Linked DNA regions of Homo sapiens: region 2 is linked to region 1. The links are chromatin contacts, found by Hi-C or POLR2A ChIA-PET in ENCODE. All regions are on one chromosome and are shown on one strand. The core of a region is the stretch at or near the end of the contact, and the rest is flanking DNA. Distances in the headings are between cores, read along the strand shown. Region 1 overlaps C12orf75 (chromosome 12 open reading frame 75). Region 2 overlaps ABTB3 (ankyrin repeat and BTB domain containing 3).

Region 1 (3,736 bases), core at 285-2,784:
TAGTACAGACGGGGTCTCACCATGTTGGCCAGGCTGGTCTTGAACTCCTGACCCCAAGTGATCCACCCGCCTTGCCCTCCCAAAGTGCTGAGATTACAGGTGTGAGCCACTGCGCCCAGCCAGTAATAATCCACTGCTAAATAATAGCCTCCTGGGGTGGAGGGCACAATTCAGGAAGCAATGCCCAGACGCCCACAAGCCAACGCACTAAAAACTGGAAAATGGGAGAGAAGCAACTTAGGGGCAACAAGAGTACCCCTTAATCTACTATAAATGGGGAAGAAACCTTGAAGATAAGGCTTATACCAAGAGAACCAAAATGCAGAGTTAGAGGAGATAAGGGATCAGGTGCCATAAACCAAATCACCTAAAAATAAAAAGTAAAAGGTGAATTCTACCAGTTTGCCTCCCACCACTTCTGGCCTGGCCCCAAGCATTGAAGCTTATCACGACTTCTTCAATTTCACAACCATGGAGTCAAACGTTGGTGCCGACGCAGGGGAAGAGAAACTAGCCCAAATTACCAAGGGATCAAGGGAAATCTGGAAATAAGTACGTGGCACATCAAGACAAATCCTGCTCTTGCTAGGGGAGCTATGCTAGACATTAAGTCCATTAGAGAAGTGAAAGGGGAAGGAAGACCCAAGGGAAGGGACTGGAACCAAGTGCTGGGGTTTGGTCGAAACATCATCCGCTTTACAGCTGTGCCCAGAGCCAATCTTAGAAGGAAGACTGACTTCTGGAGTCCAAAGAGTGCTGGAGGAAGCCAGTACTAAAGGATTTACATTAATTTACTGAGCAGTGATTCCATTTTCTAGTTGCACACGAGCCACTACTCTAAAGAATAAACTTGTGTAATAAGCTTGTTTTTCCAGGGTAAGCATGACTGAAAACCTATCGGTAAATTGCTTTCTCTGGTATCAAGACAATGTTTTGTTTCTCCTCATCTATACCATTTGAAAAATTTGTGGAAAGTAATGCAACATTTGAAAAAATGTAAGACTGAAATATTTTTTAATCATAACCTCAAATACCATCTTATCAGGAAAACCCTGTATTTATTTATTATTATTGTTTTGGTTTTTTTCTGAGACAGGGTCTTGCTCCATAGCCTAGGCTGGAGAGCAGTGGCACAATCATAGCTCACTGTAGCCTCAACCTCTCAGGCTCAAGCGATGCTCCCATCTCGGCCTCCCTAGCAGCTGGCACCACAGGCGCACACCCCGCACCTGGCTAACATATATGTTTTTTGGTTTTGTAGAGATGGAGTCTCACTATGTTGCCTAGACTGGTCTCGAACTCCTCAGCTCAAGTGATCCTCCCACCTTAGCCTCCTGAGTGGCTGGGACTACAAACACGTGCCACCATGCCCAGCTATAAAACCTTTTAAACCACAGGAACGTTCCCTAAGAACCATAGAACATGTATTCACCAATTTGGACCAGGTTTAAAAAATACACTGAGCCCAGCGCAGTGACTCACATCTGTAATCTCAGCAATTCAGGCAGCCAAGGCAGACAGATATCTTGAGCCCAGGAGTTCAAGATCAGCTGGGGCAACAAAGGGAGACCCTGTTTCTTCAAAAAATACAAAATAAAATAGCCAAGCATGCTGGCTTGCACCTGTAGTCCCAGCTACTCAGGAGGCTGAAATGGGAAGACTGCCTGAGCCTGGGAGGTCGAGGTTACAGTGAGTCATGATCGCACCACTGCACTCCAGCCTGGGCAACAGAGCAAGACCCTGTGTCTGTCTGTCTGTCTGTCTGTCTCTCTCTCTCTCCTCTCTCTCTCTCTCTCTCTCTCACACACACACACACACACACACACACACAGAAAATACATTGGGCATTCAACTAAAATCAGGTCTCCTTTTGTTAGCAAAAAAATGTAGCTTCTTTTATCAAAGAACAGGTGATCAAGGAGAAAGAATGAGTCGAGGTTCAAGCCACCCGTTGAGTATCATAATCATCTCCTAGCCTAAGGTCACACACTTACAGGGCTCTGAGTCAGACTTTCAGTCATAGCATTAATAAAACTGTTTGCAGAAACAAGTGTTATTCAAGGTGACCCCCGTAACTCATATTCTCCCCACTTTCAACGTCTTTTGGGATTGTTGAAAAGATAAATCCTCAGTTGATGGTTTAAACATGACTCACTCTTGTAGAGTAAGATACTGTTTAGTGATATGTACCTTATCAAAGTTGGCTTGACACTCGGCATGCAAGAAAAAGAAAGAAGAAAAGAAAAAAAAGCAACTGACCAAAGGCAACCACTGCAACTAAGATTACAGATGGATGGCTTCGGGTTTCCTCTGTCTCAGAGTTTCTATTAATTCCACTTCTAGCTCACTTCCTGTGAACTTACTAAAACCAGCCAGGTGCTCTTCTTACCCTTCTCAGGGTGAATAGCAGTGCTGATCCAGATTCTCTAGGTAGTTATGCATCCTTCTGTTTTATACTAGGGTCACAGACTTTTTCTGAATGAACTGGAGACATTGAATGTCTCTCTAATCATAAATAAGCTCTGTCTTCTTGTAGGTCGGGGTTCTGGAAGGTGGGCTGCCTCCAAAACGACCATGTCTCTGTGGCTGCTCTTTGGGGTGGGTGGGCTTTCGCCTACCTGGCCTTTTTTTAAATTAATGTATTTTTTGCATGCCTATTTAAAACCAAATATCTGCATGGAACACCTCAACCTTACAATCATTTTAAATTACTATGATTTATCTTACCAATAACTATCACTTTCATTAAGTGAAACCTTATTCAAAGTTAATACATAAAATATGAATCTTTTTCTTCCTCAGTAATATATGGTAGTCAAAATCTTTCATCATTACATTTACTTAGTTTCTGGGTTGTATAAAATAGCTATCCCAAGTGACCTAAAGATTTTAACAGTGAAATAATGGAACCATGTCATGATCAAGGACAAATACAGATGACAAATATGAGATAGCAGCCAGCCATTTGAAACAGCAGCTCCCAAGTCATCCTTGCTACAACTTACCTGAAAATTCAGAAAGTTCTCACTTCCCTTAGGCTTCTAGAACTAACAAAGTTATGTGGCAAAGAAATGATTTATTTTTTACTTATTCATCAAGAAAAATGTTCTAAATATACAGCTATTCTTATTAGAGATGATCTAAAAAGCAAAAAAAAAAAAAAAAAAAAAGCCTGTAGTCTTTTCTTTTTCCCTATTTGCAGTGTCACTAAAGAGGCTAAACTTACTTTGACTCGTAAACAGTAAAAATTGAATATGGAAACCCTGGAGACCATGGCTCTCCTGATCTGTTTCTAGTTACCATTCATGATAACCTTCTGGAATAGGTTTATTAATTGATTGTGTTTACTTCCATCTACACTACAATTCTCCAGATAAAATATAATTATTTAATTTTCTTTATAACATGTTTTCATGATGGTTCCTGCTCCTTGGGGTGGTTTCAATCCATTCTAGCAAACCCTTAATTACACAATGAATTATGTTTTACCATTGGCTGTTTTGGCCTATGTTTAATATCATTCATTTCTTTCCAATTTCAAAACTTCTTTGGACTGTTTTCTTTTGATCTCTCTCCCTGGATGAGCCCATTGGCCAATATTAGTCCCTTTCTTTCTTCCAGAGTGTATGACTGGAGAACATGAGTAACATTCACTTCAAAGGAATGCTTTCAACTTCTCTTTATCCAGAAGCAAGAGATCAAGAGCCAGACTGCAAATTCCCTGTCCTCTCTAGCT
Region 2 (3,853 bases), core at 660-3,159, 2.2 Mb before region 1:
ATCAATATCGTGAAAATGGCCATACTGCCCAAGGTAATTTATAGATTCAATGCCATCCCCATCAAGCTACCAATGACTTTCTTCACAGAATTGGAAAACACTACTTTAAATTTCATATGGAAACAAAAAAGAGCCCGCATTGCCAAGTCAATCCTAAGCCAAAAGAACAAAGCTGGAGGCATCACGCTACCTGACTTCAAGCTATACTACAAGGCTACAGTAACCAAAACAGCATGGTACTGGTACCAAAACAGAGATATAGACCAATGGAACAGAACAGAGCCCTCAGAAATAATACCACACATCTACAACCATCTGATCTTTGACAAACCTGACAAAAACAAGAAATGGGGAAAGGATTCCCTATTTAACAAATGGTGCTGGGAAAACTGGCTAGCTATATGTAGAAAGTTGAAACTGGATCCCTTTACACCTTATACAAAAATTAATTCCAGATGGATTAAAGACTTAAATATTAGACCTAAAACCATAAAAACCCTAGAAGAAAACCTAGGCAATACCTGCCCAGCTTTTTGGAGATGCAAAAGAAGAGGACATATTCAAGTCATTTAAAACTGAAGAGATGACACTGGCATGGACAAAATAATCTGGAAATAAAATAGTGTCAATAGACAAGTGTTAAATAATTTAAACCAACTAGCAGGTGAGGGGAGACAGAATGCCAAGACCAGAAGTTAAAGTCCACTCCTCACCCTGCCTGAACCACAAGGCCTCAGCAAAGGCTCCTCCTTTGAAGATGGGCACCTTTGTAAGGTGGGCCTTTCACACTCCTGCTCTCGTCCCCACTGCCTGATTGGTGGCTCCAGACACACTGAGCTACTCACTTTCTCCTAAATATTTCACCTTCACATCTAACAGAGGGTGAGACAACGGGGTAGGGAACCCTAGTAGATGACTTTTTGGATAAATAAATAATGAATAATGAATAACAGGGCCGGGTGTGGTGTCTCACGCCTGTAATCCCAGCACTTTGGGAGGCCGAGGTGGGCGGATCACCTGAGGTCAGGAGTTCAAGACCAGCCTAGTTAACATGGTGAAACCCCGTCTCTACTAAAAATACAAAAAATTAGCTGGCTGTGGTGGTGGGTGCCTGTAATCCCAGCTACTCAGGAAGCTGAGGCAGGAAAATCACTTGAACTCGGGAGGCGGAGGTTGCAGTGAGCTGAGATCATGTCACTGCACTCCAGCCTGGGTGACACAGTGAGACTCTGTCTCCAAAAAAATAAAAAAAAAAAGAATAATGGATGAATGATACAGATGACCATTAGATTTTAATGTTTCCATAATCAGGAAATTAGTCAATGGATTTTCTTCTAAGACTCTAATCCAATCTTGTTTTTTTCAAATATTTTTGACTGTGACTCAGAGTAAGAATATATTTTATATCACAGCCTGGTGTGTGTGTGCGCACACACACACACACACACATGCACACACACACTCTTCATAATTTCCATTAAAATATTAATGGAAAATAACAGTGACCCTTACTACATGTGAGGCACTCTCATTTGTTTTCCTTTTCACTTCTCTTCCATCTTAGTAATAAAAAATGCTGACTGCAGCAACAAAAGTGACATCATGATCCACTAATGGGTCGACATGGGCAGTCTGAAAACACTGTGGGCTATGACACAGATTCACCATTTCCTGGGCACTACCTAGTGCTGTACTTTAGGAACCCTCAGCTTTCAGGGAAGAAAAGACCTTCCCAGAAATGCTCACCATCCAAGCCCAGCCTCCTGCCTCTCCCTTGACAGCCATGTCATTCTCCTGTTCAGCTCAGGCAGGAACACACTGAGTCATCCTTACTTCCTCTGGTTTGCCCACCTGCCAAGACATTAAGTCAGAGGCTAAGTCAAGTAGCTGTTGCCACGGCAATGAATCTTGGGCCAATTCCTCATCTGATGGTCCTGGTGTCTCTGACTAATTCAGGAACTTACCACCCCTTAAAGAGTTCACTGCAAAAAGTGCCATATAATCATGACCCACTCCAACATGTGACCCAATTTTCAGGGTAAGGAGACCCTCTAGTTAGGGAAAGGGGATGATGGTCAGAGGGGACTTCACAGCAAAGGAGACTCGAGACCTGGGCCCTGAATGTTGGGGAGAAGGTTGTCTAATTAATAGTACAGATGACTCACATATTCTCAACGGGATTGCTTTCTTAGTATTTGCACTATTTGCAGCAAGTCAACAACCCAGATCTTTGTTTTAAAATGTTGCTTCACATATTGAGCAACTGGGACTTGGAGGCCTGAGCAAATGGGACTTGGAGACTGGAATCCAGAGCTTCAGTCTTAGCTCTGCCACTTCTCACTGTGTTTGACTTTCGGCAGGTCATAGAATCTCTCTGGACCTCAGTTTCCTCTTCTGTGAAATGGGGGTGATAGTAATGACCTTGTTTTCCTCATCGGACTTCTGGGGATGGGAGTGAGGTATGAGAGCGAAATGAGATCATGTGTATCAAAGTATTTTGCATGTGCTAAGCAAACAGTAGGTTCCCAACATATGTTAACTGAGAGGAAAGTCAGTTAACGTGCACTAACCCAGCTTTCGACTACTTTGTCCCTTATTAAAAGAATCAACAATTTCCCTTGGAATTATTTCTCCTTCTTTTAGAGGATTATGAAATTTAAATATGGAAATATAATTATTCAAAGAAGCTTTGAGAGTTAGATTATAGAGATTAGGGAAATCTATAATTGATCTATTACACAAAGATTATATACCAGGGTTTAATTTTCTTTTTCCTCATTGGAGACTCTACATGGGGTATACAGGTAAACTGAAGTTATTTATTTATTTTTCATGTAAAAATATGCTTGGTCAGGGAGAAGGTCCTAGCATCATGTTTTAGTGTCAGATGCAGGCCTGAGTTTTGGACTACTCATCAATTTCCACTATTGGGGTCAAGGGCAGCCGTGGCCTGGTGATGAAGACCCAAGTTTAGATACAGAGGGAACTGAGGTTCAAATATGAGTTTGAGTGGACCTAAAGGAAATAATTTCCCTGGAGAGCAAATGAACATAAGCCAGGATCCACAGTGGGCTGGAGGGTCACGGTCTCCCTGAAATTCTGTTACTTTGAGTGTGTTGTGCATTTGTCTAAGGGGGGAGTTCATTCAAATTCTCCAAAGGGTTTATGGGTCCTAAAAAAGGGCAAACTAATGCCTTTGATTGTCCACATTCCCATTTATTCAAGGTTTCTCTGCTCTGGGACTGGCCTGGCGGCAAGGTGGGGTAGAGCAAGAGGGACAAGATACCGGCACTGCCAGAGCTTGATACCATCCTGCAGCTGCCCTCTGTGCAACTGGGACAAAGAACTTCCTGCTCTCCAGCCAGCTTCTGCATCAGCAAAGAGGGGTTAAACTATCTACTTCATAGGTTTATTGCAGGGATTAAACAAGATAATATACTTAAAGCCTCTGGCCTATAGAAAGTACCTGATAAATACCCTGTTCCCACAGATGTGCAGTCCTGTTTATTTAATGTCTGGATTCAAATGGTCTTGCAGATCATCTTCCCAAAATCTTGTGCAACTGGAGACAGACAACCATTTGGTAAGGTCATTTTGAACAAAAAATATGAAAGCTGCTGCTCTGGGCAGAACCCTGGGCCAACCATGTCTGGCACTGTGTCTCTGATAGAGGCCATCAGGGTGCATTGCTGCCTCCCAATGTGCCTACTTTTCTAGATGTATAGGATGGCCCCTTGGCAAATAGAACACCCTGACATCCTTTCACTCTCCTCTGGGCTTTTCTCTGTGTCTATGTTTTTTTATTGAACGCAGGGGACAGGGATGCTATATTAGTCCATTTTCACACTGCTAT

The links. A loop is a pair of places that touch in the nucleus more often than their neighbours do. ChIA-PET counts read pairs that join two places held with the same protein, here RNA polymerase II (POLR2A).
Region 2: a loop to region 1 is called in a map of vagina, with 37 times the contacts of the local background. The contact joins two enhancer-like sites. A Hi-C loop is called at or near these places in 1 of 168 maps with a recorded cell type or tissue (vagina). POLR2A ChIA-PET finds 5 or more read pairs at or near these places in 1 of 52 experiments (activated CD4-positive, alpha-beta T cell).

Annotation. Positions count from the first base shown.
Region 1 is chr12:105,355,874-105,359,609 of GRCh38, reverse strand. All of the region lies in intron 2 of C12orf75 (chromosome 12 open reading frame 75), which reads right to left. Among named protein-coding and RNA genes, the nearest start is that of C12orf75, 27 kb to the right of the region's middle. RefSeq lists a silencer at 1,905-1,974. Within about 2 kb of position 1,534, at least 3 of the 41 ENCODE cell types and tissues checked have a DNase peak (open chromatin) inside an H3K27ac peak, as active enhancers do.
Region 2 is chr12:107,513,632-107,517,484 of GRCh38, reverse strand. All of the region lies in intron 1 of ABTB3 (ankyrin repeat and BTB domain containing 3), which reads right to left. Among named protein-coding and RNA genes, the nearest start is that of PWP1, 170 kb to the left of the region's middle. RefSeq lists an enhancer at 1,699-1,993. Within about 2 kb of position 1,909, at least 8 of the 41 ENCODE cell types and tissues checked have a DNase peak (open chromatin) inside an H3K27ac peak, as active enhancers do.